5 separate regions of the Mus musculus genome follow, and all the other regions are linked to region 2. Evidence: chromatin loops called from intact Hi-C (ENCODE). Cell type or tissue: heart. All regions are shown on one strand. Links, peaks and the distances in the headings refer to the core of each region. The heading gives the core; the rest is flanking DNA.

What was found. A loop is a pair of places that touch in the nucleus more often than their neighbours do. Peaks named below come from ENCODE experiments on the same cell type or tissue, not always from the same donor. Only the 100,000 strongest peaks of a DNase experiment are listed, where the experiment ranks them.
Region 1: it touches region 2 in a loop (5-fold over the local background); 19 of 42 quality-filtered maps call a loop at or near these places.
Region 3: it touches region 2 in a loop (2.5-fold over the local background); 11 of 42 quality-filtered maps call a loop at or near these places.
Region 4: it touches region 2 in a loop (5-fold over the local background); 14 of 42 quality-filtered maps call a loop at or near these places.
Region 5: a loop joins it to region 2, with 2.3 times the contacts of the local background. A loop is called at or near these places in 2 of 42 quality-filtered maps.

What each region holds. Positions count from the first base shown.
Region 1 is chr3:146,274,574-146,280,952 of GRCm38, forward strand. The region is part of intron 2 of Lpar3 (lysophosphatidic acid receptor 3); the gene reads left to right. Among named protein-coding and RNA genes, the nearest start is that of Lpar3, 57 kb to the left of the region's middle. In heart, for the core only: a CTCF peak has its summit at 3,102 (motif pointing left); a DNase peak (open chromatin) is centred at 4,068; H3K27ac peaks cover 4,628 bases.
Region 2 is chr3:146,182,028-146,188,406 of GRCm38, forward strand. It overlaps Mcoln2 (mucolipin 2), which reads left to right. Exons shown (of 14, transcript NM_026656.5): 10 at 1,440-1,541; 11 at 1,647-1,769. Among named protein-coding and RNA genes, the nearest start is that of Mcoln2, 35 kb to the left of the region's middle. In heart, for the core only: a CTCF peak has its summit at 3,092 (motif pointing right); no DNase peak of the experiment used is centred there; H3K27ac peaks cover 952 bases.
Region 3 is chr3:146,911,844-146,918,222 of GRCm38, forward strand. Ttll7 (tubulin tyrosine ligase-like family, member 7) reads left to right here. Exons shown (of 21, transcript NM_001357217.1): 9 at 1,387-1,545; 10 at 3,852-3,946. Among named protein-coding and RNA genes, the nearest start is that of Ttll7, 63 kb to the left of the region's middle. In heart, for the core only: a CTCF peak has its summit at 3,188 (motif pointing left); a DNase peak (open chromatin) is centred at 3,178.
Region 4 is chr3:146,943,221-146,949,599 of GRCm38, forward strand. Ttll7 (tubulin tyrosine ligase-like family, member 7) reads left to right here. Exons shown (of 21, transcript NM_001357217.1): 16 at 786-988; 17 at 1,874-2,008; 18 at 4,358-4,438. Among named protein-coding and RNA genes, the nearest start is that of Ttll7, 94 kb to the left of the region's middle. In heart, for the core only: a CTCF peak has its summit at 2,884; no DNase peak of the experiment used is centred there; H3K4me3 peaks cover 475 bases; H3K27ac peaks cover 253 bases.
Region 5 is chr3:146,561,967-146,568,345 of GRCm38, forward strand. No RefSeq gene overlaps it. Among named protein-coding and RNA genes, the nearest start is that of Uox, 32 kb to the right of the region's middle. In heart, for the core only: a CTCF peak has its summit at 2,513 (motif pointing right); a DNase peak (open chromatin) is centred at 2,505.

The DNA.
Region 1 (6,379 bases), core at 563-5,562, 93 kb after region 2:
TACAGCTGAAAAGGTAAGGGGCCAAAGATGGCTTCTTGTTCCTAAAGAGGTACTCCGGTGTCTATCAGTGTTTACATTATACCAGACAGCTGGCTCTCTGCCCCATGCTCCCAGCTGACCTTCCTCAGATGGTAGGAGACCTTTGAGAGAACTGAGATTCTGAGGTGTTGGGGGTCCACACACAAGCTGTTGAAAGCGGGATCTTGAGGCAGACACAGTGTTTGCTAACAAAGTTTATAATTTCCAGCTCTTGCCCCAAGTTAAAGACTAGAATTAGGCGCCAGCTGTGGCTCCAGCTGCCGAGCCTGTTTCAGGCTGTGTTTTTAAGTGCTTGGCACCAAGAGACCCAACTTTCTGAAGCCGGCCACAAATTTAAAACAAGTGTCTAGAAACTACTTGTTAGAATCAGGAGTCTTGACAGTGGAAACAGTTGTGTCAATCGAGTCTTTCTGGGCAGTGTCGTGTGTCCCCATCCCTACCCCCCCACACACACCCCGCACCCCCCCCCACCCCCACTCAGCATCTGTATGAAGCAGTTCAGATTTGCTAAAGTATACATATCACTCCTTTCAGACATGGGGAAATCTTTTTCTTGGTTATCAGACTTTTTAAGACTTTTAAAATGCTGTCAGTAAATGAATTTGAATTTGAAGACAAACGACGTCTGGAAGCATCATTTCTAAATCATGGGTCAAATCCTTCCATATCGTGAGAACACTTCCCCCTAAATATTCTGTTAGTGTATGCCATATGCATTATAAAGCTTCAACTCAAAACACCTATTTACTTTGCATTTTTGCTTCGCTTTGATTTTATTTTGTAAACACGAAGACTGCTTCGCCAGAATTCGGGTCACCACCTGATTTTTATGTGAGGCTGTAATTTTCTATTTTAGTGACTCAGACAGCCCTGTGGCTTCCTGGGTTGGTATTATTGCTTTTCACTCTGTGGCTTTTTCTCCTGGGCTAAAAACAAAGAATGACAGAGTGAACAGATTGAAACTACATCCTCCCTCTTGATGAAATTAGTAGTCCATGTGCCACAGCGAGACTAGGCTGCGTGGCTGGTTTTGTCATTACGAGTGTTTTGTGAGCTACTCTCTTGTCAAAATTTTTTTTTTAATTGCGTGTGTAACATTTTAAACAGATGAAAATATGGATACATGTCTAAGAGGCAGGGAAGAGAAGCATGTGAGTCCTGGAGATTAGGTTTTGTGCAACTGGAGGCTCTAACCATGTGAACATCCTGTTTTAGTTTGCTTATCTCTTGTGGTGAACACCATCAGCAAGCTCGGCTTGGGAAGGGAGTGATTTATTCTGTCCTCCGTGCTGCAGCCCATCATCACGGGACATAGGCAGAAACCAAAGCAAAGACTGGGGACACTAATGGCTGGCTTGCCCTCCATGGCTTGCTCAGCTACCTTCTTATACAACCTAGGAAGCCCCTGCCCAAAGATGGCACTACCCACTGTGGTCTGAGCCCTTCTGCACCAACTGGCAATTTTAAAAAATGCCTCCCGGACATAGCCACAGGCCTTTCTGATCTGGCAGTTCTTCACGTGAGGTTCCCTCTTCCTAGACAACTCAACGACCCTGTCAAGTTGACAATTGCAGCCAATTTGACAGTCACCCTCCCCCTCCACCCGCAGGAATGCTAAACCATCTTAAATACATGACTGAGGGCAATTTGCCTGCTTGGAGCATTGTTGTCCCTTGATGTGACCTCTAATGTGTGTGTGTGATGTGTCTTTAATTGGATGCTTCTGATAACCTTAAACTGAAGCCATCAAATTCTCATCTCAGTGGTTGGTGTGAATATTCTCCTGTGTGATTAAAAACTGACTTTGATAGCTCCTCGTTTTTTGTTTTTAAGTATGGCAATCAAGCTAGTTTATTTGATTATGAGAAGAAAGTTCATTCATCGTCTTACTAGATTATTAGTGAGACTCGAAATGGGTACCAAAAGAGCATCAAACGCCATTAAGAAATCACCGTGTGTGATTAGGACAACTGACCTGTCACTTGGCAACGAAGGCAATTCGGCTTCTCATTCAAATGTCTTCATGAGGACAGTCACCTCTGGTGTCTGCTGTGGTAGGCACTTACTTAGTAGATATTTATTGACAGAATAGCATATATGGCTCCAGTTGCAGCCTAGAGCTGATGGCTCCCAAGTCAACATTTTTATGCATTGCTCTCAGAGTTGCTCTACATGTAAAAAGCCATGCACACTCTTAAGTGCCTATAACGGAACAACTGTTTTTCTCACCCACCCCCAGAGAGAGCCCTCCTCAGTTTCCTCTGCTTGGCAATCCCAGACATACAGTTCCCAGCTATTCCTGATTCTTACTCTACCCTCAGTGCCTAGATCCAAGAAAGCAACATGTCTTCAAGATCTGTCTCTCCCTCTCGCCCTCAAACACATCTCCTGCCATCCATTCAAACCTTTTCAGACCCTGGTCAGTTTTTCAGCTGGACTTATGCCAGTCTTCAGAGGCATTGGCCAGGCTGGTGGCTCTCATGGCTTACCATGCTAAAGCACCCCCGGGGGAACTGGTTAAACTGGGAGATACCTAGCTCACATCCCGTTTTCATTTGGTAGCAACGGACATGGTAAGTGGAGTCCCCTCCTGAGGCAGCCCTGATGCAGTTGGGAGCAGATTTACAGTCTAACCTCTTTCTATCTACTGAGACAGTAGATAAAGCTTGGCTATGGAATGGAAGACTTATAAGAGCTGATAGTATCAAAAAGTTACCGTGTACAGCAGTAGTTTGCAGAATGTGGTTGGTGGGCCCACCAAGGGTCAAGCTGTGTGTAGGTGAGTTGGGGTTTTCTTGTCACTACAACCAGCTACCAGACAGAAGCAACATAGCAGGGGCTTTAGAGAGGATTCTAGTCCATCACAATGAGAAAGGTAGTGCATCAGATGTTGCTTAGTCCGTTTTGGTGAGAAGTTGGGGCAGAAAAGAAACGGGAGGGGTGGTGGTGGGGAATATGAAGGAGACAGGCATATCCTCCAAGTACCCGTCTCCCATGTGACCTACTCCCTCCAATGAGGCCTCGCCTTCCAAAGATTCCACAGCCTGGCAAAACAGCGCCACCAGCTGGGCGAACAAGCGTTCAAAAGCCTGACACCCCCGGGGAACAGATTGAAACTGTGTGATAAAAATGAGAGCAGATTTGCTGTGTGTGGCTTAACCAACACTCCCCCATCCCGTGCTTTCTTTAGTCAGACAAAAAGAAAACGAAAAAAAAAAAAAAAAGACTGAAAATCCCGATGAGAAAGGGCCTTTGGGAAAGGTACTCTTCCACCTTTAAAAAGTGATTTGAAAATTACTAATATATAGAAGTAGATTTTCGAGTTTAGTTTTAAAGTGGGATCTGCTATAAGAAATGCCGTAGCTTCCAAATCCCAGCCATGTGCGCGCGCGTGTGCGCACACGCGCACATACACACGTATGACTGAAGCACATTTTGTGAAACAAATATAATTTGACTGTGCTTTATACATGCCGATGCTTTCTGCTCAGTTCATTTTTCTTCTCAGGGCCGGTTGTGAACTACTAAATTGATTTCACGATCCATCGAGCTGCTACAGAGACAGAGAAACCTTTGCCCCAGTCTTCCTTATTGGCGCTCCTTTATGAACCGTACAAAGGAATGTTTTCTTAATCCTCTCAAGAAGGGCACATAATTCACGCCATTTCAGATGCTTGGGAGAGACGTTAATCCATCATCCAGAGTGGATGTCTGAGGGCATCCTAGCTCCTTTCTCTGGGTGAAGTTGTTGAAGGAGGCACCTGGAGGCTGAGCTGCATAAGCCACACTCCTGAGTACTACAGAGGAGCTGGTCTAGATTCCAGTTCTCGGCTCCATCTGACTCCCTCACTGGCTTACCTGATTTAAAACCATCCTGGGGCGATCGGGAGTCCCCGGGTGCCTCGAGCTCTTTCTGACCCCTCTGCACAGTCATTCCTGACCTTCAGTACCCAGCTCCACAGACTGCTTCTTCCCCAGAGCTCTTCTCTGAGAGCTGCTGGGGTCTTGGGCCTGGTTTCCATTCCTGCCAAGTCCTGAGAGGCAGGAGAGTACACTGTCAGCAGTGGCAGGTGATGGCAGCTAGCTAGCATACTGCCCAGCCATGTGGCTCGTCATAGCCTCCAGTCAGGTTCATCTGACTTATCTCCTCCGCTGCTTCATGCTAAGAATAACAAAAATGTCTAAGGTAAAGCTTGCTTGCTTACGGGGGTTATGAAAGGCCTGGAGATAAGGGCTGTACATTAAAAAGAATCACTTTAAATAATGCACAAGGCTAAGAGCCTGTGCAGGGGAGTAGGGCCTTCCATCCAGGCCTCAAGCTCAAGTGCTCTAAATATCAAAGTTCATCACCTAGGAGACTAAGACAGCAATTCTGTATGGCTGGGCTTTAAATGGGAGTCATCTAAAGCTCTAAGCACTCTGCATGGCCAAGAGCTCTGGGCAGCGGGCAGGGGAGGGGGAGTGGTAATATGGACTGAAGCAGGTAATACACACTCAGGCATGTGGATGTTGCACTAGGAGGTACTGGAGGAACTGAAAGAAAGGACTGGTCACTGTGTGTGATGGAAAGAAAACCAAGCTAAGCTTGGAAAGAAAACTAGACTTCAGATTAGCGGAGTAGGGAAGGCAAAGCAAAACAAAGAGCGATGGTGCCCAGGGGAGGACCGTGTGTGTCTTGCCTGTAGATGCATTTTGAGGCTAGAGTTTGTACACTGATTTATACATGTGAACATGAGCACTTTTTTCCCCCAAATCTGTGATAAAGAATTTGATCACTAGAGATATGTTTGTCTCATTTTAAAAGGTCCTGCCTGTTTCTCCCTTTTAAATATGGAGTCAGTGATTTTTGTCATCCGGATCAGGTTGCTTGAATGATTTGGGGGTCAGTTTAGAGATGGTTTACAAAGTGGACTGTACCTTATTCTCACCCAGGGAATCTATGAGTCCTACACACTTCCAGAGATGGTATTAGGTTCACTGGGGGATCAGAAGGTAAATTATTAAAATTTTCTCTTATTGGAATGGGGGATTGCTCAGTGGGTAACATATTTGCTTTGTACGCATAAGAACCTGAATTTGATCATCAGAACCCATGTAAAAAAGAACCTGAATGTAGTGGTGTTTGAACGCAGTCTCAGTGGTGGGTTGATAGTGGTGCGTGAACATAATCTCAGTGGTGGGGAGATAACAGGGCACATCCCTGGCACTTGCTGATGAGTGTCAAGCTCACGAGAGATTATCTCAAAAAACAAGGTGGACAACATGTAAATATAGCATCCAAGTTTGTCTAAGCACACACATGTGAATGTGCACTCCCACACATGTACCCGAACACACGCGCACACACACACACACACACACATGCACACAAATTCCCTTGTAATTCAGATGCCTAGCTAACATGGGAAGCTAATAATTTACCTTGATCAGTTTTTAGGCGAGGAACTGCGTATGTCCTGAAAACAAGTCAAATTTGTCTATTTTATAATGAGTTGAATCTCATAGTTACACAGAATTTGACAATTCTCTAAGTGAAAAAAATTATTTAGCACATCTATTTTTAACATTAAAATCTCCCTGTAAGCATCCTAGAATGATGTAGACAAAGGACATACGTGGCCCAGGAAGACTGGACCTGCACATACAGACTTCTCCTAAATCCCTCTATTTACTTGAAGTCTCACATCCAAATCTCAGCTCTTTGTCCGCCTCCACGTGACCTCCTAGAGCACCCCAGGACACATCCATGCTAATCTCTTCTGTGTTATCAGCATGCATGTTTTAGAGGACAGTTGACCCATCCTGTCTTCTCCTAATCTCCAAGAAATGCATTCCTAATTTTGTCCATTTGTCCCCATATAGGTGCCAGTGGACTGATGCCTACTGGTTAATGCTGATTCTATTATTAGATGCAAACTTGATCTTATCATGGCTTCTTGGAACCCTGGTAGTTCCTAGTAATAAGTGTGTGTTGAGACAGAACACACACACACACCATTCCTTTAAGTTTTTTTTTTTTCCCTAGAATTTATAAAAGATTGGTAGGGGCTCACTGAACTGGGCCTCCCAGGATTTCTTTCCTTTCCTGACCCACACTCACTTGAGACAGAGTCACATGTGCCCCAATTTGCCTTTAAAAGACAATGTAACTAATCTTGAACTTAAACTTCTGGCTTTCCTGCATCTGCTTCTCCAAGTGCTCTGCCACTTGGCTTATTTAGTGGGAGCAGTGGGTAGAACCCATGGCTTCGTGCATGCTAGGTAAGCAACTCTACCAGCCATATCTCAGCCCCTTTCCTCCCATTTTTAAGGATTAATATGGTTGCCCACACATATCCAC
Region 2 (6,379 bases), core at 393-5,392:
ACCCTATGGCCTTCCTCCAGGAATGCAGGTAGCATCATTTGAACAGGAATTAAGTTTGGGGAGACTGAGGGAATGGGCTTTATATTCATTTATTTTTCGATGTATCTATTTACTTATGTAAGTTGCAAAGGAGGCGGCTGGTACACAGAGCAGACATTTCTCCTAAACACCTGAAGGGCCAGTGGCAGGTGTGAGGCATCGCAGATGCTGTGAGCCCCAATGGCCAAGAGATCCCCAGCTCTCAAGTGCCTATATGGTCTGACCAGTTGCATATGTTGGTTGGTTTGTTCTCACGACTAGGCTGAGTCTCTCAACTGTTCTCTTCTCTGTTCTACATCACTCTCACAAAACTGCCCTCACCATAGCTACAGGGTCTCCCTGTCTCTATTCCAGCTTCCTTTGGCTTCCCTCGGGCTGACTCCCTCTCTGGCCTGGCCTCCCTCAGCAGCTTTGTGATTCTGACCTTCTATCCCGCAGACCCAGCCGTACAGTGGCTGGGCAGTCTTCCTGAAACTACCCATCTTGCTGTTACCATCCTTTCTGCCTTCCAGGATCTACTTAGGATGAAGTGACCTCCGCTTCATCATGGCCTCTAGGGTCCCCATCATTTATCTCTGGTTCCATCCTGGCTCTAATACTGCCATTCCACACACCAGGCCTCAGCCTCGGGGTGTGTTCAGACTCTGTCCCTATGCCGTAGACTTCTCTCCAGCCTGCGCTGTGTGTCCCGCTGCGCTCCAGGTCATCCCCATGCGAAGGCCTCTGGGACAAGTGTCAGCAGCATATCTCTCATTGAATTTAGCATATTGTATTAAATGGCTGCTTGTCTCTTCAGTGAAGCCTAGAATCCCTTGAGAGCAGGAACTCGTGTCTGTAAGTCACACTGGAGTTTGCTTCCGAAAGTCAATGGATTATATTGCTTGTTCTTTGCCAAACACCAGGCCCTTTCATGCCTAGGCCAGTGGCAAATGCAAGTCCTATTTCAGAATAATAAGTTCTAAAAAATACTAAAATAAAACCCAAAAATTTGAAGCTTCCCTCTTCTTCCTTCCCCTCCCCTTCCCTCCCCCTCCTTCTCCCTCTTTCTTCTCCTCTCCCCTCTTCCTCTTCTCCTCCTCCTCCTCTTTTTCTTCTTTTTCTTTTTCTTCTTCTGCCTCTTCTTCTTCATCCTTCTCCCCACTCATTCTCTTTCTCCTTCTTCCTTTTCTTCATTTTTGTTTTGAAACAAGGTCTCACTCTGAAGTCCAGGCTGGCCTAGAAATTACTATGTGGTCCAGGCTGGCCTTGGAAATGCATGTTGATTCTGTAGTCTCAGCCTCCCAAGTACTGGGGTGATAGACATAGGTAGGGGACAGTCAGTTCTTCTCATCTGTTAAAGTGAGGTAAGCAAGCCAAGGGGACTGGGGTGTCGGCTCAGCTGTTTTCTTTTCCCTCCTCAGAAGCTCACAAACTATGACGTGTGCAGCATCTTGCTCGGGACGTCGACGCTCTTTGTCTGGGTTGGAGTCATCAGATATCTGGGTTACTTTCAGACGTACAACGTAAGCTCTCAGAAGTGCCATTGTGGTTGACACGGGCTCCTCCTCTGAGTTCTGCCAGCTGGTTCTCATCCTCCGAGACGAGCTGTCCGCGCCTTTGTCTTCCAGGTGCTCATTTTAACCATGCAAGCCTCACTGCCCAAAGTTCTCCGGTTCTGTGCTTGCGCTGGCATGATCTACCTGGGGTACACCTTCTGCGGCTGGATTGTCTTAGGACCGTACCACGAGAAGGTGTGTAGCACCAATTCTTTCTGCATCGAGGGCACGTGGGGCCCTTTGCCTGAGTCTCGAGCACGTATCTCTGCCACTCTTCTCCAGCGAACACCCTGGATGTCTGTCTTGATGCTTCTTTTTCTATTTCTCTGCCGTCTCCTTTTCGGGATAGTGAACTCACTTTAGGATATTGGAATAAGAACACCTCTCATAGTAGTCTGAGCCAGGCTGAGGATCTGACACATTCAATCAGCTGATTAGCAGGGAACAGTGTTTACCTGTGGGATCACTGTCAGCAAGCTAAAAACAAAAGAGTAAGGGAATTATGATAGAGTCGCTCTAGTGTGAAGCATTAGGGTCTACATCCACATTGGCTGAGAGCGACAGAGAAGAGTGATGGCCCTGCCTGGAGTGAGCACTTCATCTGTCTTAACATACGCACACATCCTTGAAGGTGGTTTTGACAGTCTCAGGTCTGCGTCTCAGCTGAGTTTCTAACTATATTTCCTTTCAGTACCATCCTAAGTCCAGGACCAAGCTTATAGTCAAGCTATAGTCAATCCTGAGAGCTCTGAGGAAGAAGTGCTGTGAGTTCAAGGCCAGCCTGGGCGAAATGCTATATTCTGGGCTAGCCTAGGAAGAGAAGGAGACTTTGTCTCAAAACAATGATATAATTGATCGGTAGAACATCACAAGAAGTGAGTGAGGCTGTGCTCCAAGCCAAACAATGAAAAGGGTCATTGCGCCTCATGGCATTCCTTTCCTTGTCCCTGGGTCCTTGGAACAACAGAAAAAGAATAGCAGTCACCATTACTGACTGGAGTAGTGCTGTGTGGGACCTTCCAGGGTCTCTCTCATGTCACACACAATCCTGTCACACTCCTCAGACACCCAGTAAGGAGGAAGGAGGCAGGAACAGAAGGGATTTCCTCCAAGCTAAGTTCTGACCTTGACATTAACTGAAATATGTGGTTTGCAAGCTTTTCATAGAATGAGTGATACACATGGCTCGGACCCTCCCCGCTGTCCCTATCCAATCAAACCCCAGTGTGGAATACCAGCGATCCCTGCCCGTCTGTTACATTTAATGTGTCCAAAAAGAGTCCTGATTTTTTTTTTCCCAGTGAGCAAGGAGGCAGCCTCCAGCATAGCGGCAAATCCTGACAATCCTATTGATTTTCCCTGCCTCGTGTCACGTCTTTGAAGGTGACTCACGGGTAAAGATTGCTCTTTGATATGATAACTCCAACATGGAGAGCTCACTGTCTTTACCAAGTCCAAGAGCATTTGCAGTTTTCTTCCTCTTGCTTGCCTCCTGCTCCGGGAGCAGCTTCACCTATCTGTCACTAGAGGGCACTGTTGCACCGTGTGGAATAAATAAATACTGGGTCTAACCAGGCTTTCATCAATCCACTGGTCCCAAGACAGCCGGACAAGCGGTCCTATGTCCTTTGTCACACGCTCTGTGCAGTTCTGTCCCTAGTCATTATTCTGAAAGGTTCGAAGTTAATACCGTTTGAAGTTTACTGAATGGCTGCTATTCTTTGCTTTTTGTTAGGCCTGGTGTCCAAGTTCTTTATCTCCCTGGCTATTCCTCCTCTCATTAGTCTTCTGTCACTGGGATAAAATGCCCGGCAAACCAGCTCTTAAGGACGAAAGGATTATTTTAGCTCATGGCTCCAGTGCAGGGTCACTTGGCCCCATCGCCTTAGGGCTGGTGACCAGGCAGTGCATCATGGAAGGACATGACAAAGGAGGCCTGTTTGCTACACAGTAGCCATAAGGAAAGAGGGAAGCAGGAAGGGTTGGTTTTCCAACAGCCCTTTCAAAGCATATCCCTAGAAGTCTCCCACTAGGCGCTGTCTCCTAAGGTCGCCCAGTGGTGCTACAGTTTGGAGACCAATCCTTTAACGCATGTGCCTTTGGAGTCACTTTGAGGTCAGAGCTACCATACCCCATCTTCTCTTTCCCGTGAGATGGCACCATCCTTTACGGAGAGAGAACCTTGATATACCAAGGCATTTCTGTGGTCACCCAGACAGTAAGTCACAGCGTCACACCAGGCCTGCCCAGCCTCTGTTATCATGCTTTGATATCAAGAACAGCTGAGCATCGAGGCCAACGTTATTAGCACTTTTAGAATCGCAGCAACCTTGAGTGTGGACGCCATTCACCATTTCCAACACACAAGCCAACAGAAGACTCTAAAGGGAAGGTGTCGGGAAAATTCTTACTTGGTGCGACCGACTGGAGTCAAAGCAGCAGACTTTAGCTTCCTGCCTTCCTGTTACACATCTGATTTCAGCGGTTCAGCCTCAGGGACCCAACCGTCACATCGATGCCCATTTCCAGCACTAATGGACTTTGGCACTGTGCTCCTTGAAAACGCCTAGGTACAGGGAGCTAAAGACAGCGGATCGTCTTTCACACTGCATTCTGAATTATTAAGCACGCCTCTAATGTGGCTTTTACATTTCCTGTCTTCAGGGGACTTTTTTTTTTTTTACTATGATGCATGAATAATAGTTTTGTATTATCTCCATTTTACAAATACGAAGAACAAGCCACTGATAAATCATCGCACTTTGCTAAGGCCAGGGGCAAAATTGTGACATTTCCAAAGCTTCTGGTCTTGCCCAGACACTTCGCTTACTCATAATGAGCCAGCTAAAACATTTTACTGTTATAAAAGATTCTTATTACCTGCCTCAAACCATACTTTAAGTCATTCTGACATAGCGATTGCAGGCTGTATCTGCATTAGGACGAGAGGTCTTTCAGCTCGCTCACAAGCATCATTTGTGACGTAAAGGTTTTGGTTCCTTCTGTGATTTCATACGACCACCAGGACTATTGATTGGAACTACCCATTGACTGTTTATTAGCAGTCTCTGTGCACATAGCGCTGGGGCGACTGAGTTCCCAGAAGGCAGAGACTGTGGCTCATTCCTCTTCATGTTTTTGGTACCCACCCTGGTGCCTGCAATGTGTCAAGTGTTCAGCGAGTTTGCTGGTGAGAGCCAGTTGCCCTGCCTTCCAAGGTGTGATGGCTAATCTGCACGGTCAACCCACCTGGACTGAGCGTCACCTCGGAGACACACCTCCAGGCATAAGCATTTGGGCATTTCCAGAAAGTTCTAACAGAGGAGGGGGGGGGGGACTCATCCTGAATGTGAGTGGCATCATGAAAGGGTTCAGAGTCCAGAATGAATAAAAGGGGGGGAGGAAGAGACCTGGGAGAGAGTCTGATTCTCGTCCTGCTGAGATGCAAGCAACTGGCTATGTACACTCCCACTGCCCCACCTTCCTGACACGACAAATTGTATATCTAACCCCCCCACCCCCCAAAAAACTGTAAGGAAGATAAATCCTCCTTCCTTGCCAAGTGTTTGTTCATACTGACAAGAAAATCAGCTAGACATGGGGTCTTGCTGTGCCTAAGAGCTAGCCAATGTGCTACCCAACTGAAGACATTTTAGCTCCCGCCATTGGTTGCTTTTTTTATGCCCATGTGTTGGAATGTGGCCACTAAAACAACTTTGGTTTTAGTCTATTCTTGTGGTAGAAAGATGACCCAGTATGCTTTATCAGGTCTTTGCTGTAATCTGGCGGGCTAGAGCAGGTCTTATATGTACACAGGAGGGAGAGGTATAATGGTTATAAATATGTTAATGTTGAGACGGGCATTGTGTCTATATTGAGCATGTTCACACAGGAAGCTAAGGCATAGATCTGATAGGTACTGACCAACAAGCTACCTGAAGTTCTGAAACAGGAAGCACACAGTGTTAGAGGCCTTGAAATGAAAGAAAGAGATTGACCAGGTTACAAAAGAACTGACGAGCTCCAAGATGCTGTTAAAATGTCACTGGCATTCAGAGAAGCCAACTTTAGCCTGATTACTGTCTTAAGCTGGTGACAGTAGGAAACATGCCAGGAACTTCCCGTCTAACTGTTAAGCAGTCCGCATACTTACTGCTTAAGAGATCTGCTCAACTGGATGCTTCCTGCAAGACTCCAAAGAGAGCAACATTAGCCTCGCTCTGCAGAGTGACTTTGTGAGGGCTAGAGAGTGATCACTGTTGGGACATGTTCTCCTACCCGCATCCTGCCCGTCTCTTTCTAGTGTTAAGACAAGTGTAAGATGTAAGCTTTGCTCTGCAACTGAGGTATAGAAATGCATTCCAGGGCATTTAAAGGACAGCCCTACCACATTCTCAGAGTTCTTGCTGATAAAGAGCAGGGGCTGCAGCTGACAGAGCATCCTATCCCCAAGAAGACTTTGATTTAGCTCTTGAATGTTGACTTTGATGCAGAGGGAAAGGAAGAATACATGAGAGGAAGAGACCAGATTCTACAGGGAAATTTGCGGTGGGAAGAGCTAAGCATGGATATTAATATTGACAAGAGGCAACTGTGAGGCAACATGGAAGGACTTACTGGAACTTTCTGTGCTTCTGTTTTCAGTTTTATGGCCATACGCAAGAGAAATGTCTTTAAACCTATCTTTATGAGATTTAGTGAGGATTGGATAAAGAGACGATCATGTCAAAGACTTCCCTAGAAAGGAATGACATCAGAAAGGAAGAGGGAGGGAGGCTCGTATCATGAAGCACACGGGCTTTGGA
Region 3 (6,379 bases), core at 633-5,632, 730 kb after region 2:
AGTCCAAGGATCTAGCAGTTACTCAGTCTCACGCAGCAAGCAGGTGAAGGAGCAAGAGCAAGAGCTAGACTCCCTTCTTCCAATGTCCTTATATTGTCTCCAGCAGAAGGTGTAGCCCAGATTAAAGGTGTGTTCCACCACACCTTTAATCCCAGATGAAAGGAGTAGCCCAGATTAAAGGTGTGTTCCTTAAACTCGGAGATTCAATCTTCTGGAATCCATAGCCACTATGGCTCAAGATCTTCAAACCAAGATCCAGATAAGGATCTCCAAGCCTCCAGATAAGGGTCACTGGTGAGCCTTCCAATTCCGGATTGTAGTTCATTCCAAATATTGTCAAGTTGACAACCAGGAATAGCCACTACAGGTGCATACTGTGATGTCTGACCCAGAGAGTCAAGGTCTTTGCTGTCGTTCTCAGACAGAAGGAGTTAAGAAGCCAATGTAAGCAGAAGCCAGGAAAATCACTTGCTTTCCCTAGTCCATGGTGTGGTTCCTCTTGGAAAAAATACTTGTTTTTATTTTATGTGTATGAGTATTTTGCCTGAACGTGTGTGTGTGTGTGTGTGTGTGTGTGTGTGTGTGTGTGTGTGTGTGAGAGAGAGAGAGAGAGAGAGAGAGAGAGAGAGTATGTATGTATACTGTATGTGGCTGGTGCCTGTGGAGGATGAAAGAGAGCATTGGATCCCCTGGACCTGGAGTTAGATGATTGTGAGCTGCTGTGTGCTTTCTGGGAACTGATAGCTGGGATGTATTCTGTTCTCAGGGAAACCTTTATGGAGTACAAGCCAGTGCCATGAATAAAGGCTATTTGGGGAATGCTGCACCCTCCCTCAAATTTTTCTTCCTTGTAATTCTTCTCCATTTGTACAGAACTAGCTTATGCTCCCTTTTCTTCTTCTTTGTTTATAAATGCTTTTGAGCATCTCCAATGCCAGGTCCTATTATAGACACTGGGATGGTTAAAAAAAAAAAGAAGTACAAGTGTCTTGTTCAAACAGATAGAAAAGCATCCATTGGTTGCATGCCCTAGGTAGTTAGTAGGATGCATTTCAAGCATGCCTGTGCTTCAAAGATGGTTGTGGAAGTCCTGTCTGGGATGGCATGGGAATCTAAGGGAAGATGCTCCAGGAAGATGGAACAGCACAGAGCCTCAGTGGGAAGAAGTGCCACCAACTAGAGAGACTCAGAGAGTGTGGCAGAGAGATAGGTGGGCAAAGAGCAGAGCTGGGGTTGGGGAATGAGGGCAGAGCAGGATTGGGGGGGGGGGCGGTGCCAAAGAGCGCCATGAAGCCACCAAGGATGCTAGTTTTCCCTAGGTCATTTTTAAAAATGAAACTATGTCCAAAAAAAGCATGCCGATGCCTTTTATCACAATCTCAACAGGAGTTGGTGGTAAAGACTCTGATTGTGGCAGAACCTCACGTCCTGCACGCCTACCGGATGTGCAGACCCGGTCAGCCCCCCGGGAGCGAAAGTGTCTGCTTCGAAGTCCTGGGGTTCGACATCTTGTTGGATAGAAAGCTCAAGCCATGGCTTCTGGAGGTAAGGGGTTCTCTAAGAAATGTCAAAATAAATCAAGCCGTCACAGTCCTTATATGTGTTTAAAACCCATCTGTCATATGTGTACTTGGCACAGGTGTCCCCAGCTTGCTGGCTGGAATGAGGCCTGAATGGAGTATGTGGAAGGGAGTGAATGAAAATTCCAGGGCCAGAACATTCCCAAGGCTGATAGGATTTTCTATCGAATCTCCACTTTACCGTAGAGTGGGCTTGTTGACGCTGAGTTATTGGCTGCTTGGACAGTGGATCTTGTATCTCCTCTGGGTGGGCACTGCCTCTGGCCCCCATCTTTACTGTGTCTTTAAGTACTCCATGGAGAGAGAGGGTTCTGTTGATTCACTCTTCAGTACCCAGTACTTAACACTGCAGGGGACATACATCCTCCCTCACAGCCATCTGATATTTCTGAAAACCGAGTGTCTTTGGGTTTGCTGCCTGTACCCTCTTGTCATTATTAATTTTATTATAAAATGTCACTTAACATATGGAACCATGTACAGAATATACAAACAATCTCTGTTTATGTCCTGCCCAGTCACGTTTATATCTATCTGTGTTACTCCCGAGGCACCTTAGGATCTTTCTTTGTCCAGTTGACCCCCATCCAGATGTTCTCTCTGGGACCCCCAATCTGGCTTCACAGAAGGAGCCTGCCTTCTTGGGGCTACTCCATACTGTTTGTAGCCATCTGTCAGGGAAGCAGCACATATTTGAACTGTGTTTCCAGAAGGAGTTATATTTTAAGGAACCTACTGCCACAGAAGCTAGAATCAACCATGGCCTTTCCTTCCAGAGGTTTGTCCCCCTCTTAGGGTAGCTGTTTGACGTAAGAAATTGCATCATAGTCTCCAGGTTTTTGTAAGCAACCTGAATGAGTGCTATGTGAGATTGTGATTCAAACCGTATTTTGAAGGAAAGTACACATTTTGAATTGGAGTGAGGGAGAGACAGAGAGAAGTATATTCATATATTCTGGGCAAATAGCCTGTGTTGTATGTTCAAGGACATTCATTTTTCTGCTAGCTGGAATTTTAGTCCAGCTTGGACCCTAATAATGAGACCTGTCTGAGTCATTTCGGCTCCTCTGTATCTGCCATTCCTGAATGGAAGAGTCCTTGACTGTGTCTTAGGAAGGGCTGGATTTTTGTTCCCAAGATTGAACACGTTGACCCTGGGACTCATTCCCTGACTATTGCCGACTTTTCCTCTGCGCCTGTCCTGGTCATTTATCCTTGATGGCTAGAAGAACGAAGGCACTCTTATGCTTCACAAAGGAGGAAATGAAAGGATTTCTGGAATAAGAACTTTATAAAATGTGACATAACCTTGGTAAAAAGCCTTTGCCCATAGGAGCTTTGAGTTAGCTAGGTTACAGCTTACTGAACAGCTGGACTCTACAGACTTTTTAAACCTCCTCATAAACATATTTTTACTCCTTATCCTTCATTGTTTATACCTTACTCAGCTCAGAATAGTTAATAACAAAAACCCCGTAGCATTGCTGTCTGTGAGTATAGCGCACGTTTAGATTCTTAAGTGTGCAGTTTGAGAGCTTGCTGCCAATTGACAACGCTGTGGGTCTCACCCGCAGCGTTCAAGACCTTCTGGCGCCACCGTGTGGAGTAAAGTGGAGGGCGTGTCTGAGGAGGAGAACTTCTAGCTGCGTAGAATCTGGGCAATGATCGGCAAACTTAAGACATTTCCAAGCACTGAGAACATTTTCAGGATGGAAAATTGTGTCCAGTGTGTTTTTAGGAATGTTTTCCTAGGGATTGACCCGATCCTTGCAGAAGGGTAGTGCTTCACTATTGAGTTAGGTAGAGAGAAACTAAATTTATATTTTAGGAAGCAATAGAATTCATCAGGAAGATCTTGGGTGGTGAACCGAGGGAGCTGGTGGTTCCTGCATCCTAAGCATACACACATGTGTTGCTATTACTATGTTGGTAATCTCTCTATTATGGGTCTTCCCAACTTACAAGGTAAGTTGCATTTAACTTTCCTAAGACTTGATGGGAAGAGTCAGTGGTTGAAGAGAGTGGTCAGCTTAATGCTGGCAATTAACACTAAGCCTGTGGGTGGAAAAGTAGATGTTTGCTTATGGTTTTCTATAGTTCTTTTCCCTAGGGTAATGGAAAGACAGGTATGGCGGTGAGGTCCAGAGCATCTTCCATAGAGAGCTCAGAGATTCATGACTGGAAATCCCACATACATTTATGAAACACAACTGGATTAGGTGTTGATCTCCAACGTTCAACCGAGCTTATTGTTTTCTCTGTAATTTTCAGATTAATCGAGCCCCAAGCTTTGGAACTGATCAGAAAATCGATTATGATGTTAAAAGGGGGGTTCTGCTAAACGCGCTGAAGCTGCTGAACATCAGGTGAGACATCTTCCCACTCGCCGGGGTCATCCAAACATTAGGTGAAGCTTTCTCCTGCTTGCTAGGGTACCCCAAACATTGGGTGAGCCTTTCCCCCACTTGTGGAACTCCCTCAAACACCAGATGACCCTCTTCCTTGCTTGCTGTGGTTCCCCCAAACATTGGGTGAGCATTATCCGACTCTCTGGGGTCCCTCAAGTACAAGGTGAGCTTTCTCCACATTCACTGGGTCCCACACACATCAGGTGAGTCTTTGCCCCACTGGCTGGGGCTCACCACCTTTGGTACAGATAAGTCACTCATGTGAGAAACTGACTTTGCACTGTGAATCTCTTATATTTTGTATTTTTCATTTCGGCTTTCTTCATGCTATCCTGCAAACCTACGGTGTTTTAAGACACCTTTTCATCTCCCTGTGTCCACTGCGTTTGCTGCCCCACACAGCCCTATGCACCTGTGGTAACTGCATTAAATCACAGTCTTTACCATCAAGTACAAGGTTGGCGTGGTGTTGGTGTGGTAGGAGACCCTCTGACTTACCTTCCTTCTCCTTGGAGAAAAGTTACACACCAGAGCCACTTGGGAAACCTTATAACGGATTTCTGCCTTCATGGGTCTTTCCTCTCTGTCTGGCTTCCATAAAAAGAGAAAAGATGTCATTGCTTCTGAGATGAGCTGGCAGACAGTAGGAAGAAAGATCTGAGGGGAGACATGCCGGGGCAGGGGCGAGCCGCCTGGAGGGCGCAGGGCCATGGAGCCCGGTATTTGTTATGCTATCACACAGGAACGGCTTTGACCCATTCTGATAGGGATTGACTAGAGGAGGCAGGAGGATTGCGGGTTTGAAGCCAGCTTTGGATACACACAGCAAACCTGTGTCCTCAAGGGAAAATGAAAAGAGAGAGAGAGGAAGCTATCTAACCTAGCTGCTCTGTGCTGTGTGCCCGACTGTTGCCTTGGGAAACACAGCTCATGGCACCCGAGACTACAGGGCCCTGAAGATGGACCAGTGATTTTACGCCTTTTTTTTTTTTTTTAAATCAATGATGTCTTGAAAGGTTATGGAATACATTAAGGAATCCTTTTATTTAAAGTATTTGCTAGCAGTTAGCAGTTGCTATTGAGACCTAGTTTTATCTGGGAAAGCAAGACGAGAAAATGACATGACGTCTGGCACCTGGCTTCTGTTGCGGGGCAGAAGGTGCACGTACCTGCATTGTACCCTGTCCGTGACTTTAGATTATGTCAGCGATGCTTTCTACGTGAAATTTTCAAATGTAACAGCGCCACATGTTCAACCCACGGGTGTCCCTGGTGCATCTTTAGCTTTACAAAGGATGATACTGACTCAGAAGTTATCTGTGGATATTCTCGGTCATTTCAGAGGTCAGATCATTTAAGGGGCAAGACATTGCTAACGCTATGAGCATGGAGGTTCTTCCATGCATACCTTCTTGTTCTCCACAGGACGCAACACAGGTTTTAATACTTAGAGCACTCGCGTGCTGCACACCTGGCTTCCCTCTTCCGTGGAGGGCACCACGGCACACGGCACGTGTGTTTCTGAGCTGGTTTTGTGCTGAGCACATCATAGTGACTTAAATCAGGAACCATGGGGACTTCTTGCCTTGTACTCAGTGTTACAGACTTCATTCTCACCCAGGCAGAGCTGCTGTATGACTCCAGAGTGCTCCGTTTTCCCACCTAACTGCCAGAGGGAGCTTTTCTCTCCTTAAGTAATTTGTCTTTCTTCTTAGGAACCCCAAATGGGGTATTGTTAAATACCAGGGCTAAGCTTCTGTGACGAAACTTTATATATAGCTCCTGTATCTTAATCCTTCCCTATGTTCTCCAAGCCGTGCTAGGCTGAAGGTTTTCTCATTATTTTCTCCACATCTCCTGCCCATTCTTGCTCATGGTTTGTCCGCTCCCTACTCGAGGCGGATGCTTTTCCTTGCTGTTTGGAACACAGAGCATCCTCCACTATAAATAACAATCTTTATTTTGACTTGAGTTAATCCTCCCCTCCCTTTCAGAGTCTGCATTGTGCAAGGCTTGTCACATCGTTTCTTCCTCTCTGCTCTGCTCTGTGCTGTCTCTCCTGGGCCTGGTTAACTTCTAATTTGATGCATTCTCCTCACAGTTAGAGCTTTCTCAGATCTTGCTACAGTCGTCTCCCTATGACACGCCTCCATCTCTATCTCCAAGTCCACTCTTCAGCCTGTGTGTTTTTATCTTAAGGAAATTCAGAAGAGCCCGTAGCTCAGGCTGTCGAAGTAGAAGCTCAGGCAGAGGGCGTGGGAACTCACACACTATTTTGAAGCACGAGGCTTGTGATCTTCAGAGAGAACAGGTGTTACGTGAGCCCTGCTCAGGCCCCATGTGTGGAACCAATGAGAACCAATGAGAAACTCCTTCCTCCTGCAATCAGAG
Region 4 (6,379 bases), core at 975-5,974, 760 kb after region 2:
CATTGTGGACTTACAAAGAAGCGGAGGCTTTTAGCATTCAAAAGGTTGAGGTGTTGGCTGACCTTGGCCACCACCTTGCTGTGTGACTTTGGGAAGGCTCTTCTGATAGTCTAGACAATAGAAATCCCTTTTCCTGGCCAGGAAGATCATTCAGTGTGTGAAGTGCTTGCCATGCAAGTGTGAGGGCCTAGGTTTGGATTCTTAGAACTCAGATGATGCCGGGTGCTGTGACATGTCTGTAGCTCCTGTGTCTCTATGGAAAGATTGGAGGTGAAGACAGGGGGTTCCCTGTACGCTGGGGGTCCGACTAGTCTTGCATCTACAGCAGTAAATGATGAACGATGAGGAGACTTTGTCTCAAACAAGGCTGAAGGCGAGGACTGAAAATTGTAGTTGTCCTCTGAACTCCACACGCGTGCTGTGGCATATGTGTTCCTGCATTTCCACACACACACACACACACACACACACACACACACACACACACACACCCCTTCTGCCCAGGTTTCTATAAGAGTGACATCAAAGAGAAGGACCTATATGCTCATGGGTGTTTGTCTCTTTCCTTCTGTGTCTCTAACATCACACTTGGAGAACTTAGCACTGACGTCTTCTTTAGTGTTTTCCCAGCAGAAGTGTTCTTTACACACCAGAACTTCTCTCCTAGCGATGGTGTCTAGACTTGACCTTTGTCACCCAGCCACCACTGGGGTCTAAGCATTAGTCTGTGGAGACCTACTAGGCAGAAAAGCGTACTAACAGCACCACTTCTCCATCATCGCTAGATTCCATGAGGCGTTCGGTCAGCTGCCCTCGGTCCATCTCTGCTCACTTACCTTCCAGAGGGGATGTGCGCCCCTTTTCTTCTCAACAAGTGATACCATTAGCAAGACCAACGTCAGCGTCCCGGTCACATTCCTTAAACCGCGCTTCATCCTACGCGAGACACCTGCCTCACGGCAGTGACACCGGCTCTACCAACACTCTGGTAAGCTATCAGTGGGTTGTGTCCTTCTGAAGTTGAGGAACACTGTACTCGATGCAGTTGGAGAGGGGATCAGCTGAGAGGATGGGGAGACGGAACCCCCAATCCCTTCTGTAATTCAGTCATGACCCTGGGAAACTGCATTGTTCTCTATCTCCTGATGCAGGAGGGTAACGTTGTTGGTAATCATTTCCTGATGCAGGAGGATAACGTTGTTGGTAATCGTTTTTATAAACACGTTTCTTTTTCTTGCAATATCTCAATCTCCTATAGAAACAAGCACAATTAGTGTATGGAAAATGCCTCTTTTAGACTCCAATAGTTTAAAAACTGGTTTAAAAAATTCTACTCATCGAGCCTAGGCGTGATGCTGTTTAGAATGCTTTCTGCAGATTATATTAACAAGGAATATCTCCTTTTCAGCATAAACTAGAGAAATTTACAATTGAGAAAGTCGGTGGTTTTATTATATTTTGCTGGAGCTAGACCAGAGAGTTATATAAAGTCTCTGTTTCATTAACATTAACAAATTTAAGAACGAGTCTTTCCAGTGGGAGAACTCTGGAGATATAACTGAATTCACTCCCTTCATAATGATGACTGATCTTACTATCCAATCCAAGAATCGGTGGCAAGTGAAACAAATTAGGAAGTCCTTTTGAATTACTCATAGGTAATGTTTATATCCCGAGCAAGATAAAATACAACCAGGAGAAAATACAAAAGACATTCTTACAAATAATAACCATTTTAATGTTAAACATTCGCAAATAAATGTCCACTTAAAAAATTAACAATGTGTCCCTTTTACCTGAAACTATCTTTCACATTATACTGGTACAGTGGAATAAGACCCCCTCCATGTGTCTGTATTCTTTCAAATTTAAGAACGAGTCTTTGCGGCAATTGAAAACCAAAGAGCAGGAAGACGACCTCACCAGTCAGACCTTGTTTGTCCTCAAGGACATGAGAATCCGCTTTCCGGGGAAGTCAGACGCAGAGTCGGAGCTCCTGATAGAAGATGTGAGTATTTGTATAAAATCCAAAGAGCATCTGTCTACTCTTCTGAGAGCATTAAAATGTATTGCCTGGGACCAGGGAGATAGATCTGTTGGTAAAACCCTTCCTGAGCCAGCATGGTCTTAGGCTGGGTCCTCAGAACTTACATAAAGAGCTGGCATGGTGGCCTGCAGCTGTGACCTCAGTACTGGAAAGGCAGAGGAAGGAAGACTCCTGAGAGTTCCCAGAGGTGAGCCGCAGCTCCCAGGGAAACGTCATTCAAGCCTGACCTCTGACCTCCACAGGCATGCATGCACACACATGTGCACACACATAAACACCAGCATATATGTGCATTGTACACATATGTACATGCACACATGCCTCCTATACATCTACACACATACAAAAAATGTATTTTCTGATCAAATTATAATTGATTGAATAGGAAATGTAATTGATATTGCTTTTAGCCCCCAGAAACTTTACAAAGTAAAAGAATTCATTTTAGTTATTAGGAACATTTTATCATATAATAAGGCTTTCAAGTAAGAATAATTAGCATCAAATAATAACTGTTCTTCATGATCAAAGAAATATCAGGGTAAACTCTTCTATTTAAAAACTAAGTTGAAGAGCTTAAGATGAAAAGAGACAGGATGAAAATAGCGCCTTGGTATAAAATGTCAAGATGAATTACAGGTGATGCCTGGAAAATCACGTTTTGAAACAGCCTGGATGAGTTATTTTCACGCCCGCCACCTAGTGGAGCGTTTGGGTGGCAGATGTTCAAACGCTCCGCAGTCAGGACTTGCTCCTCTCTTAAAAAGAAATCCAAGGTCACGGGAATGGTTTGATGGAAGAACATTTCTTCACTCAAGGTTTCTCTTATCCGCCCAACACGCTTTATAAATGCCCACAGTTAGGTCATCCATCGGCCACAGAACGTTTTGAGGGTCGGGTTGGTGGCTTGTGATTTTCTTTTCCCCAGAAGACAAGGCGCCATCTAGTGGTCATATGTAGAATAAGAACCAAAGCTCTCACTGGGTCCTCTTATTGTTCATCCAATGATATGAAACAAGTGCATAGAAATAACGAAACAAGAGAAAGATTTCTTGCTGCAAAAATCTGCAACGGCATCATATTATTGTTATTAGAGAATTATCGTTAAGTATCCAAGTCTTTTGAATTTTGTGCTAAGTTTTGTTTTGTTTTTTGTTTTTTTTTTCAAAAGTGAAAGTTAGATGCTGTTTGTCAGGGAGCTTGTTACAACAAAAGAAAATTGAAAATTTTATAAGGCATTGTGATAGATATGTTTTACATTTTTTTTTATTTAGTGTGTTTATGTGTGTTGGTCCCAGGGATTAGAAGAAGGTTACACTTGGCAGCAAGCATCTTTGGCCAACGAGCTTCATCGCCAGCCTGGAAATGTTTCCACTCACTTTGATAATGTTTATTTCTAAGAAAAGCCAGTAACTTTGAAGCAGGCACATCATTTTTGTCTGTCTTTTATGATCTGATATTTTCTTCTCGAATTTATTTCTTTTATTGAATATTTGCCTCCGTGTGTGTATGTGCACCACATGTGTGCCCGCTGCTCAGAGGTCAAGGACGGCATCACAGCCCCTAGGACAGGAGTCATAGACTATGTGTGGCCAAGTGGGTGCTAGGGATTGTACCCAGGTTCCCTACAAGAGGAACGAGTGCTCTTAGCCACTGAGCGATCACCTTGGTTCCACTGAGGTCTGCTGTTTTTAATTAGAAAACGAGAGAGAGAGACACTAATGTATGTGGCTATTGCGATTCTTCCATAAAGAAGATTGTTAGGCTTATACAATCAATGAAACGTAATTAATAATTAATGTCAGGCATTAGATTCTTTGCTGTATTTCTGCTGTGTTCCAGACTTGAATGCTTGCTACAGTATCCATTACTAGGGTGTATACTGAGGAATTCTGTAGAATTCTGTAGGTAATACAAAACAAAGGGCTAGTAGAACTCTAATTGAATATAGGCTGACTTTGAATGTATTGTTCAATATTCTATCACTATGTGGGTAACACAGCCCTGTGAGTAAAGATAGAAAAATCTGTGTTGGAGTCCTACCTAAAATGTGTGTATCCAAGGATTTCTGGCTTTTACTCTCTGAGTGATATTACTCTTACTGGAGAGAAAGAAATGGGCTCAGGTTTAGAACCTCTGACTTGTCTAAATCTCTGCAGGTATCTTTCTATGAATGGTAGAATTGTTATTATAAGTAGTGCTCTCATAGTGCTGTCACTGCACGGATGAATACAGTCATGGATAACAGGGTCATTCACTATTCTCTGTGAGCATTCTAGCCTAAATTTGTTAACTTCTCTCCCCCAATAGATCATGGATAACTGGAAGCATTATAAAACAAAAGTGGCTTCATATTGGCTCATAAAATTGGACTCTGTAAAACAACGGAAAGTGAGTAGCACATGAAGATCACTTGGCCATTTATATGTTCGTTAAGCTAAAATGTTTATTTAAGTTCAGAACAAGTTTACATATGAACATTTATTTGCTTATTTCTTCAACAAACACTGTGCACCTATTATATGTTAGACAAGGTTTAGGACCGTGTGTCAGCAGATATCTGTGAGTAGTGTGTCAGCAGATATCTGCGAATCAGTGTGTCAGAAGATATTTGTGAGTGGTGTGTCAGCAGATATCTGTGAATCAGTGTGTCAGAAGATATTTGTGAGTAGTGTGTCAGCAGATATCTGTGAATCAGTGTGTCAGTAGATCTGTGAATCAGTGTGTCAGAAGATATTTGTGAGTAGTGTGTCAGCAGATATCTGTGAATCAGTGTGTCAGAAGATATTTGTGAGTGGTGTGTCAGCAGATATCTGTGAATCAGTGTGTCAGAAGATATTTGTGAGTAGTGTGTCCGCATGTATCTGTGAGTAGTGTGTCAGCAGATATCTGTGAGTAGTGTGACAGCAGATATCTGTGAATCAGTGTGTCAGCAGAGCGGGGAGCAGGAACAAAGATCATGGAATAAAAATTAGTTTGATGTGTATATGGATGATAGACCACAGTTTTACTTATTAATCTATTTACATGATAAATTTTTATTGGAAAATAAGTGATACAGTAGTTATAAGAGATGAATTTGGATGGTGGGTCATTGCTCAGATTGAGACTTTATGGGGTTCGAGAAGAAAGAGTTTTACTTTAGTAAATGAGATGTCACTGGAAAAGTTTGAGACTTTTGTAGTCTGACTAGTAACTTGAAAGGACTCAGAACCACTGGAGGGGACTAGAGTTGAGAAGAGAGAATGTGGCATAGAGTGGAAAGTGGTGAGATGGTTTTTAGGGCAACTGAGGCAAGAAGCAGGACTGGTCAGCTAGGGTGTGGAGGGATGCTTGGATTCTGCAGGCCTGTTGTGTGGGTTTAAAAGTATTTATTTTAAGGACTGGAGAGATGGCTCAGCAGTTAATAGCATTGGTGGCTCTTCTACACGTCCCAGGTTCTATTCCAATCACCCGCATGGAGGCTCATAACCTTCAGTTCCAGGAGACACACACTCTCTTCTGGCCTCCAAGGGTACTGCATGCACACAGTGCACAGACATACATACAAGTAAAACAGTCATACACATAAAAAAATGCTTACTTTATTTTACGTGCATATATGTATATATCTGCGTGTATGTTTTTGCGCCATGTGCATTCAGGACCCCAGAGAGGTCAGGAGAGGTGTCTTATCTCCTGCAGCTGAAGTCACAGACACGTGTTACCCTCCATGTGGGTGCTAGCAATTGAATGTGGGTCCTCTTGCAAGACCAAGTGCTCTGAGCCACTGAGCCACCTCTCCAGCCCCCTGTTTTTGTGCTTTGATATTGCATATGCTAGGTAGATGTACTGACTAGCTATCCAAGTGACGATATTGAGTGTTTTTGATGTACATATGGGTTTGAGAGCAGAGTTGAGGTTGGATGTGGAGGCTGTAAGGCATTTCAAGGAATAGAGCTGGACAGGACTATGTCGAAAGTTTGTAAGAGAAGACTGGAGTTTCTGGGACCCTGTGAGCCCAGGGGCCACTCCTGCAGGTAAGAATGGGGAGGTGGGAGGATTCTCTGAAGAGGACTGAGAAGAGACAGGTGGTGCCCAGTGAAAACAGCAGGGGTTGGGGGTCCCTGAAGCCACATGAGGTTACCTCAGCCACAGACTGATGTACTGTGCTGGAAGTTGCTGCTGGGGGTAGAGCATCAACCTGTCTGTTGTTTTAGGCAAACATGGAGGTTAGTGGTGACCACAGTCAAATTTTGAGCAGTCTGAGGGAATTCTATTAGTGAGTCTCGAAGAGGAAAAAAGCAGTAGTTGGTGCAGACACTTTTCAGAGCTGGGGGAAGAGACAAAATG
Region 5 (6,379 bases), core at 536-5,535, 380 kb after region 2:
TGGGCGCTACTATCTCCCTCTTAGAAAAAGCATGCCCTTATGAATATTCTTATCTCTGCACCTCCCACCTGCCCTAAACTTTAGTTGCTAAGTTACATCTAGTCCCTGCTAAATGCCCCTGACCACCTGCTATAGGAATGGCCTGTATGTTTCTAGATCTCACATGGCTGGTCAACTTATCTCCATCAGAAGCATGGCCAACTCATCTCTCCTCTCTTCCCTTGCATTTGTCCCTTGCTTCCAGGGACCTGGAAGTCCTTTATGTCTCTCCGCTTGCCTACAGAGACTCAGAAGTCCCCCTTATCCCTTCCAGCAATTGGCCCATCGCTTCTTTACTAACAGAGCAAGAACCAATTGGGGAACAGGACCTTAGCATCAGAACCACCTCCATACCTATCCCTCAACACTGTCTAGATAAGCTTGCTTTCTCTCTGTCTCTGTCTCTCCCTCCTCCCTCCCCCTCCTCCTTCTCCTCCTCCTCCTTCTTCCTCTCTCTCTCTCTCTCTCTCTCTCTCTCTCTCTCTCTCTCTCTCTGTCTCTCTCTGTGCTATGCTTCCAATGCAGGGCCTTGCTCACATCAGTCCAGGTCTCTGACACCGAACTAAAACCCTTCGTCAAGGCCTTCATCATTGTTTTGACAGTTTTCCTTTCTTTGTCTTCTGAAGCGCTGCTCTGGCGTGGAGATATAGCCAGGCTCTGTGCTTTCTTCCCAGCACCGTCATCCCTAACTCACCAGCCCCATTCAAAATCTCTCATGTTTCTTTCCTAGCTGCCAGGGGTCCCAGAAGAAAATGCATGCTTCCTCTTTTCCAAGACTCGGCCTGCATGCTTGATCATCGCTGTTGCTTTCTCTTCACATTCTCTTGAACTCGGACAGACCAATCAGGTCTTCCCTCCCTGTTCATTGGCTCATTCCTTGCATTTGAAGTACTGCCCGATGACACACTAGGCCTGGGCTTCTTTGCCATTGTCCTTAACCATTGCACAACTGCAACCAACCACTTTCTGTGGCTCCCCTTCTCGATGGATTTTTACAGAGGCCTACCCATTCTCCTGGTTTCTTGTTGTTACCAACCTTGACAATATGGTGCTCGGCACAAAGTGCCCCCACCAACTTGACATACACGGGCTCATCACATTTGGATGCAAATGCACAGAGATGGGCGTGGTGCTTGTCTAAGGCTTTGGCAGTTTTGCATATGCCTTGTGCTAGGCCATTGTGGATAAGGGCGGTCTTCAGCACCTCTTATAGAGCAGTGTTGACATCCATTACACCCACAGCAGCTATGCCTTCCTTGGCCATGGTGGTGAATATTGGTGGTGCTGAAATTTGAACGCCCGAACCTCTTCCTCTGCTCAACAGGGACTGGGGACAGCTGCTCTTCCTTATTAACCTTCAGTCTCCCGTCTGTTAATCTTAGGAAGCTTAGCTCCTGTGCCTTCTCCCTGTGTGCTGTCTGGTTGTTTTCTTCACATCACTATGATAGTTTTACATCGTTATCATTATTGTTATTATTATTTTACTTTCTGCCATTACATTCTTGTTTATCATTTAAGCTCACACTAAAGTTGGATTTCTAACCAGACTCTCTTGAGGTCATTAGGGCTCATCTTTCATGACCTTCCCTTTGCCTTTGACATTGCCCACTGTTCTTGTGAAATTTTATTGTCTTCTGATAATCTCTCCTAGCTGCCCTCATGAGTCTTTGGGTGCTCTGACTCAGTTCCCATTAACATACTGTCAAACAGCGTTGGCGGGGTACCCCAAATGTCCATCTAGCTCAGCCATTTTCATTTCCCACACCCTCTCTTTAGCTGATTAAACCCATGCCATGATTTTACCTTGGATGGACAGATTAATATATTGATAATTCTTCAGCCTGGCTACGGAGTCAGGCTCTGTTAGACAATAGCTTCATGGGCAGAGTGTAGTCGTGTGGGCTTACGTGTACATCTAAACTGTGATGGGCCCACTTCTGCCCTTCCTTGGTTTTAATGTTAGAAGTCAATTATTCCCAGGGAGAAAGAAACCAACATTTCTATGGAATTCTCTCTCTTTTATTATGAGTATTAAGTGATCATCAAAAGTTACCTGTTAGCAATACAAGTACTTTCTTGTCTTGGGTTTTCCCACAAGTTCTGATGGCCAAATAACTAAAATCAGTAGGTCAGAGCCACCGTAAGTGCCAGGCTCAACACAAGTTAAAAAACTAGAGATGAAGAGTCACAGGCAGCAGAAGACCTGGGCCTTGACAGATTTCCTTCATGTCTATGGAATGGGGGAGGGGGGCTGGGGGGGGCTGGGGAGGGACCTCTCTAGATTCTTTTATGTGTGTTTCTGAAATCCTTGGAATATAACTTTGCAGGTGAAATTCGAAGCTGTCTGATCAAAGTGTCTAACCTCATCTGTTTTGTTTTAAACTTGGGGCTGGAGGAGGCAAAACAAAACCAAGAAAAACAATGAATATGCCCCGGAAATCAAATCCAACAGCGTACGTTTCTGGTCAGCAGGGGGCGCACTGTTCCTTTACTCTGGGAAGATTTTTTTCACCTAGGCAACAAGTCTTCTTTAATAATGACTACATCCTAGCAACAGGAGGAAAAAATAATGAAAAAAAAATCAATACATTTTCTCCCTCGTGGTTGCTATTTTTTAAAATAGCTATTTTTGCCAGTATAATTGAGGCGTGTTGCCATAGGACGGGATCCTTGGTTGTCTTTTTGTTGTTTCTCTGTTCTGTCCAGTCTCTTTCTGATTGGGGGTGGCAGGGGGTGGCTTGGGTGGTGGGATGGAAGGCTGTGAGGGTGTTAAAAGCTGTAATGGGGGCTGGGGCTGTGGCACAGGTCAGCATCTCCTGACATAGAAACAAAGACTCTGATTTTCGTTAAAATGGTCAAATCAGCCAGACTGGGTTGCTGTCTGTGACGACCTTTTGTTTGAGTGAATTGATTCAAGGAGACAGAAATGGGAACATGATGTTCTCAGAGGCGGCTGGAAGGATCCTGTCTAGAAGGCCGTGGGTAGCAGCGGATTGAGAACGGGAGAAAAGGGGCCCTCTCTTACCTGGATGCTACTTTGATTTTGAAGAAAACATTATACTCTGTATAATACTTTATGCATTCCGTATTTTTATAAAGAGGAAGAGATGCAATGGATTTGAAAATCAAGCCAGTATATTTCTACATAGCAGTTCATACAAGAGACCTAGCTTGGCTCATTAATATCTGGGCATGTTGGCAGTGCATATGTGTACCATGTGTTCATGCACAGCTATGTACATTTGTTTATATCTACTTAGCAAACATATATGCATATATGTAGACCCAAACCAATAATACAGAGGCACCAAAATGAAGAGAATTCTTTTTCAAAGGATTATACTTTCAGAATAATTGCTCCACTCTCTTACAGAGAACAATAATAGCTCACAGGCAGAAATATTAAAGATTAAAAAAAATTCTTTACTTCCTAGAATTCTTATTTGATTCAGAGAAATTTATGCCGTTTATTTCACAAGCACGTTTTCATCAAGAAAGAATTAGAAATTATGCCTCCAGTAAATCTTTTAATATACAGCCATTCTTATTCAATAATGTGTGTGATTGGATACCCTGTCAGGAATCTTCCCCTCACCCCACTGTGAAAATATTGTATGAACATTTTAAGAGAAAAGGAAATCTAGTTTAGCACTAAGAAACCCTACATCTTCTTCACCAAAGCCCTGAAATGGCTGACTTTTTTCCATAGTAATTTGTTTTGTTTTTCTAAAAGATAGTAGGGGTGTGTTAATTTGAAATTGACAGCAACAGTGTCATTGTCATCATCATGAACAACAACATCATCAACAACAAGAGCATCAACAGCAACACAGCAACGATGGATTTAAAGGGCACGGAGTGGGATTAGATCTTGCCTGTTAATGCAGAGATTCACAAGGCGCTAGTGAGGTCAAGCAGCAAATTCCCCTGTGGCTCGACCGTTACGCATTCCTGTTGTCAGAGATACATCACTAATTAATCCTACATAACCTTCCATCTCACAAACTGTTGCCCTTCAGATCAGAGGCACTAAAACAGTCTCCATCAAGCTCCCTGGCCTATTTCTACTTCCATATGATCTTTGGAAAATCCCTGCAGAAGGCTTATGCTTAGTTTACCTGTTTCAGGAAACCTGTTTTCAGACTAGACCCAAACTGGCATTCATTGAAAATCCTGGAGACCGGGGCTCAGCAATGGAATCCTGGCTCCCTCCTTGCCAGTCATGAGCACTGAGGCAACCCCTTGCCCTTCTCAGCCTTTATCCACTCACAGCAGAGAAGAGTCTGCTCCCTGACTTCCATCTTGTCATGACATGATCTCCTAAGTACGAAGTGCTCAGTGTAGAGCAAGACTCTCAGCACTGTAAATACTTCAGGACACGGAGCACTTTACCTTCCTGGTCACGGTAGCTCCACATGTGAAACAGCAAAGAGGAGGCAGAATTGAGGGCTAGAGGTGATTGTGAAGATGGAGGAAGGAAGAAAATGAAAAGTCCTCATGTCCCCAAAGTTACATTGTTGGATGTATTGGGTTTTCCCTCCAGACAAGATGCTACACACATCCCTGTGTGTCCTTGTACACAGTCTTGTACAAAGTCTCACGTGAGTGAGAACTACATCAGAAGTACAAATATGGTGGCCATCGGAGCAATCGATAGTGGATTAGATTGATTGCCGACAGTATCTCTAGTAAGATGAGAGTCAGGGCAGAACACTGAGCAAAACAGCTCGAGTTCAGATGGAAGAAAGGAAAACTTGGAAGATGGTGATAGGAGAGAGGAGGGAGGCAAACATTACACACATACATACACACATACACATAATACATACATCCCACACACACATCCCACACATACATACATGCCACACACACCACACATATACACATACACATACAAACACATATATGACATAACACATACACACGACATATAACAAACACACAGTTTTGTGGCCTCATCAGTTAAGGGTACTTGATGTTTTTGTAGAGGCCCTGGATCCAGTTCTCAGCGCCCACACAGCTCACAACCAACTGTAACAAACTTCAGTTCCAGAGGATCCCACTTATGCATGTGGTACACAGACATATGAACAGGCACACACACACACACACACACACACACACACACACACACACACACACATACGCGCACGCGCGCACGCGCTTGTACCTATACACATACACAAGGGACCATCTTTAAAACAACACACAAAAATACATGTATATGTGCATAACTTATGTGTGACTCATGCTTGTACATCAGAAAGAACATAAAAAAAATCCCCAATTATCTTTGGATGAGATTTTCAATATTGCAACCTGAAATAAATTTCATATTTTAAGTAGCGATGATATTAAAAGCCAGAATAATGCAACCTAAACTTGCCAACCTAACATTTTTATTTTGGAAAGTAATTTCTCTAAGATGCTTTATGTAGTACTTTGCCCTTCTTAAACAGAATGTTCTGAGCACAAGTTGACCTTTTCTTCATAGCTCACTTTAGACATCCATCATCTTGCTGTGTGATAGTCCAGCCGTGCCCTCAGGAGTGTCTGGGGTGCACACGCAGGGCTGCAGGCCAAAGCTAAATGGCTCCAGACAGCAGCACTTAAGAGCTTTGTGTTTCCACCTGTCATTCCCCTGCCTCTGTTAGTGTGTCCCGACTGCTTCGTTCTTTGTGTTTCCACCTGTCATTCCCCTGCCTCTGTCAGTGTGCCCCGACTTCTTCGTTTTGTGTATACCTGTGGAACGAGTGATGCCAACCACCCCCAAGGTACAAAGACTCAGGAACAGCCAGTCCTGTTTGGTGGGTTCTCCCACCCCCAGGTATGACCCAAAAGTGACCCAAAAGAACTCAGGCACTTCCTGCCCACCTGGACCAGGAAGGGACTGAAATTTAGTTACAAGCCTGACTTCCTGGACATGGGGAAAACCCAGCGAGTCATACAGCATGGACCAGCCTGTCCCTGGTTCCCAGACCTCCTCCTCCTCCTCAAAGACGCGTAAAGCTGAGTCACCAGGAAGCTCTGATTAAGTCCTGATCTACAGATGGTCCTGAGCTCTGGGCACTGCTCTCCGTGACTCACCAAGTTCACTGCTTCGCTCCTGTTGCTTTTCTGTCTTTTGAGTGGGATTAATTTTGTCCCTACCCAAATTGGCTATTTCCCGAGCTACTTTTCCTGGTCTCCAGGAACCAGCTATCCTAGAGACAGAGTATGCCATAGTTAGAATTTGTTGTTTATTTCCCACACATGAAGGTACTACTTCCCTGGGCTGCAGAGCCGCCTGCTCACATGGTCGTGGGCACTCCCAAGGGCAGAGGCAGGGCCAGGTGTAACA